Linked DNA regions of Homo sapiens: region 2 is linked to region 1. Evidence: read pairs that join two places in POLR2A ChIA-PET (ENCODE). Cell type or tissue: PC-9. All regions are shown on one strand.

Region 1 (2,500 bases):
TGAGGAAGCTGTCAGGCTCCTCTTTTCCCTTTTGGCCCTGTGACTTTATTAGCTTAACTAATACTTCATAGTGTTTGCTATGTACCAGGCACTTTACATATATTAACTCAATTATATTCCCATCGGGGACTGTGTTACAGGTAGAATCTTAATTAAAGCTACTGCTACTGATTCTTAATAATGGCATTACTTGAAGAGATTATTATTAATAGGCCCTTGCCCCATTTGATTACACTGTGTGATATACAGTTGTCCCTTGGTGTCCGGAAAGGATTGGTTCCAGGACCCTGGAAGATACAAAAATTTGACGACGCTCAAGTCCTTTATAGACAATGTCATCATATTTGCATAAAGCCTATACACATCCTCTCTTATACTTTAAATCATCTCTAGATTTACTTATAATACCTGATAAAATGTAAATGCAATGTAAATAGTTGTTATACTGTATCATTGTATTGTTTTTTATTTGTATTCATTTTTACAAATTGTTGTACTATCATTATTTATTTTGAATATTTTCAGGCCAATGTTGGTTGAATCCCAGGATGTGAAACAGGTGAAGATGAAGGGCCCATTATATACCTTGTCGCTATTTAAAGATGTCTCAAACTCTTGGAATTTTGATGTTTTTGAACATGTAACTTAATGGATCCTCCTTCATATTATTGTAGTTTCTCTTAATACTAAAGTAGATATTATTGCCTTGGTGTATTTTACTTTTAAGTTTAAAAAATTTTTGATTTAATGATACTCTTGAGGATTTTAGTTTGGGATATTACCACTGTCAAAGCTGGCAGGTTCTTCACTTGATTAAGTCTTATTTCCACTCAACACCATTTAAGTAGTTTGAGACTGGTTATAATGAGCATTGGTACAGGACTGGCCCCTCTTTTCAGTCAAGGTCAGTTGGCAACAGCTATACACTGTTTCTTTATTTTGGAAAGGTTTTGCTTGCGCAAAGACTTACTCTTTTAACCAAATCCTGCTTTTCATCTGTTTTTGATGGCAACAGACCATATTTCCCAGCCATTTGCAAACAGTGCCTGTCTGGCGGGATTTCCTGGACACAGCCCTTGACAACCATTACTGGCCAACTTTTGAACTTCAGTGTTTAACCTGGTTATTTGTTCTGTGTTTTCTGCCATGGGCCATGGGAACCATAAGCTTATCCTTTTGAGACTAGCAGAAGGTCCAAGAACAATCCATTTGCTAATTGGACCCATTGCTTTCCCCAGCCCATTAACCTTCATGAATCAAATCTTCCTTCCAATATCCAGCTATTCATCTACAAGTCAGTACTATGCAGAGTGATACTTTCTAACCAAGGTGCCTATGGTAGACCTTGGTCATTGCCATTTTGGAATCTTTACCTTATGGACTGATATAATCCAAACATGTCAGTGTGTCATAAAAATTGGTTGGCCAATTAAAGATAATTTGATAGTGCAAATATCATTAAAATTGTTCTTATGTACAAATAATAATTTAAAAATCCATATATAATGACTTACAAGTAATAAGGCCGTACTTTTTTCACTCTAAAAAAAATAAGCAAATGATAAAACATTCATGCTCTTTGACCCAGTGGTACTGATTCTGGGGCTCTAGCCTAAAGAAATAACTCAAAACATTGAGAAAAGCTTATGCTTATGGATGTTTGTTGAAGCATTATTTGTAATGAATAAAGAAAAATATAAATATCTAACAGTAAGGAATTGTTAATTAAATTATGATGTTGATGAAAGTTTTTAACGGCATTTGAATATTGTTATGATGTTAAATGAAAAAAAAATGGAATACAGCATTTTCCACAATATGGTCACAGCCATGGAAAAAACATGCATTAGAAAAAAGACAGAAACCAGCCAGGCACAGTGGCTCACGCCTGTAATCCAAGCAATTTGGGAGACACTAGGAGACACTAGAAAGAAGATTAAAGAAAATTTCAAGAGTGCTTGGCTTGAGTGCCAGTCAGACTTGGGTCCAAATTCCTACTCTTTTACTTATGAGCTATGTAGCTTCAGGCAAGTCTTTTAAACTTTTGAGCCTCAGTTTCCTCATTTATAAGATGGGGATAATAATTTTTCCAGGATTATTGTGAGTATTAAATGAGATAATGATACAAGTAAAATTCTTGATAATCTATAGGCAACCAACAGCTGGATGGTGGCAAGTACTAATTCGTAGCTTCAAGATGTTCTCAGTTGTATTCTTGACTTTGGCATTCTTCTGTTACGTTTGCACTGATTTTTGACATGCTGCTAGGAGACAGGTAATGTGAAGGATCTATTGGGGGGTTTGCCTTTACGGCTTTTCTGGTACATTGTAGGTCAAACACCAACACCTGTGTTAGGCCCTGTCACATATTCAGGGACCTTCACTGTTCACCTGAGCTTAACCAACAACACTCACCTGCAGGCATGCACTTGAGTACAGATGCTGCTTGTTTTGAGTGAAGCAGATACAGAAAATCTTTAACTACAATCCCATTTATAAA
Region 2 (2,500 bases), 230 kb after region 1:
TTTTTTTTTTTCACTGAGCAGAGTTAGCCAATATGCTAAGCACATTTATTATTTATTTATTTTTATTTTTATTATTTTTTATTTTCTTTAAGTTCTGGGACGGAACGTGCAGGTTTGTTACATAGGTATACACGTGCCATGGAGGTTTGCTGCACCCATCAACCCATCATCAACCACATGCATTAGGTATTTGCCCTCCCTCCCCTTGCCCCCCAGCCCCCTAACTGTCATACTTTTGAAATACAATTTCAATTAAAATGATATTTCGAGATACCTGCAGCAAATTTAATGTGATATGAAAACATATGCAAATTTTTATTGTAGATCAAAGTATGATCAGTATTACTGATGCTACTTTGGTTTGTTGCATAGTCATAATTAAAGGAAATATTAAATTTTTGTTATAAGTTAGTAAAAAATGACACTTTTTTCCCATCTAAGTTTAACACCCCACTCCCCCAGTTATTTATCCATGGGGTCTTTTGGGAATTCTTGGACACCAGATTAAAAACCCCTGCAATACAGGATCCAAGATAAAAGGCATAATAATCAGTCATAAGCATCATTTTTTCCTAAATCTATCCTCAAAGGACATAGCAATAATAATTATCAACCATTATCATAATAACAGCAACAATTTCTTGAGTCCCTTCAGTATGTCACTTATTGTAATTAGTTTTACACATACTATTCCACTGAAATCTCTCAGCAGCCCTAGAAGGTATTACTTCTCTCTATTTTATAGACTCAAAGCTCAGTGAGGTTAAGTAATCTGTCCAAGGCCACATCTTTAGCAAATGAAAAACACTGTAGCAAAAAAAAAAACAACACTGATTTAACTCCAAGTTGGTGTAACATGAACACGGTGTTTTCCCTGCTCCTCTCCTCTGCCTCATCTACCTGCTCTGCCACCAGGGCCCAGGGGCTAGAGTCTTCCTCCTATCCTACACTGGCACTCAGATACTCCACCCACCTAATGGGGACTTTGACAGGCCCCTGAGAGCCTTAGTCATCCCTATCCTAGAGCCTAAGTTTGAGTGACTCAACATTTCCCCTTGTTTGTGAATCTTTTAATAGTAGACATTGTCATCACCTGAAGGAAATAGCTTACACAAATTACCTTACACCCTCCTTAAGTTCTGTTTATAGCCTACGCTCCTGGTTTGTAATATTCTAGGCCTTTCAATTTGGCTGGAAACTCCCTCAGGGGTTGTACTAAAACAGCTCATTCTTACCTGACAACATTAAAACAATAAAAATTACTGTAGAATCTGAATCACTTGAATAGTACACGTGGCCTCTGAGTGTCAATTTACCATAGTGACCAAATTTACAAATACATTCCTACATAAAGGAAATCTCATGCACTGAAATCTCAGACAATTGATAGAATGCTACCTTTACCACAGTATGAGTTTCTTGTATGTGTGTGAGATCTTTTTCATTGTTTTCTCTGATGCTTACCCATGGTGAGAACAGGTATGGGATTTGATGCAACTTTTCAGAAAAGCCATTTGGTGATCTGTGTCTACAATATATAAAGCCTACACATCCTTTAGCCAAGTATTTTTACTTGTAGAAATTTATTTTAAGAAAATCATCAAGGATGTTCACAATAGTTCAGTTTCCAGTAATAATTATGGGAGTATTGTTTGTAACACCAGGAAAAATGGCAAGAGCCTAAATCTCTGATAACAAGGAATTGGTTTGATAAATGTAGTCAGTGGCTGTTAAATCAGGGTAAATGTATGAACCGCACAACATTACATGAAAGAGAAAGTTTCGAAAATATAGAAAAGAAGGGTTCTATGTCTTTCTCTACTAGGTATATGTATATTATAAATACCCTTTAAATATATTACTGAAAAGGAATTTCAATCAGATTCAATGTGATTTTTGTCTTGATTCATTTCGCTTATCTATACTTTCTGAAATTTCTACCATAAGCACATATTACTTTTAGAAATAAAACAAAAATGAGATGAGAAGAAAGATTCAGTCCTAAAATAATTCAGGGAGGAGCCCGCAGTCTTTAAGGGAAACTCCCCAGGTATGTAAGAAAACCATTGTTCTTGTGCTTGGACAGAGGAGTCATCCTACAGTAAATACAGGGGAATAATTATGCCTGCAATTAGGTGAAGGGATGGGCCAGGTGAGGCTGGCAGTAACCATAGGCTAAAAATATAATGGGGAGCCTATAATTTCAATTGCATGTTTGGGAAATGTTAAGTGCACAGTTTCTTCTTAGACAAGCCACCAAGTAAGATTTTTACAAATATCAACCATGTATCTGTTTTCTGTATTTTAAAACGAAATGGCATACCTTTACTTTGAACATTGGCTTTTTATCAGGGCTTTGTGTACTACAGCTTGGATTTTCCTTATTTTAATTTTCTCTGCTCACTGCAACCTCTGCCTCCTGAGTTCAAGCGAGTCTCCTGTCTCAGCCTCCCAAGTGGCTGGGATTACAGGCTTATGCCACCATGCCTGGCTAATTTTT

What was found. ChIA-PET counts read pairs that join two places held together with the same protein. Peaks named below come from ENCODE experiments on the same cell type or tissue, not always from the same donor. Only the 100,000 strongest peaks of a DNase experiment are listed, where the experiment ranks them.
Region 2: POLR2A ChIA-PET joins it to region 1 with 6 read pairs; 3 of 35 experiments call an interaction of 5 or more read pairs at or near these places.

Annotation. Positions count from the first base shown.
Region 1 is chr3:149,597,949-149,600,448 of GRCh38, reverse strand. The region is part of intron 2 of WWTR1 (WW domain containing transcription regulator 1); the gene reads left to right. Among named protein-coding and RNA genes, the nearest start is that of WWTR1-IT1, 53 kb to the left of the region's middle. In PC-9, no CTCF peak of the experiment used is centred here; no DNase peak of the experiment used is centred here.
Region 2 is chr3:149,365,782-149,368,281 of GRCh38, reverse strand. No RefSeq gene overlaps it. Among named protein-coding and RNA genes, the nearest start is that of TM4SF1, 11 kb to the left of the region's middle. In PC-9, no CTCF peak of the experiment used is centred here; DNase peaks (open chromatin) are centred at 1,101 and 2,081; H3K4me3 peaks cover 419 bases; H3K27ac peaks cover 2,500 bases.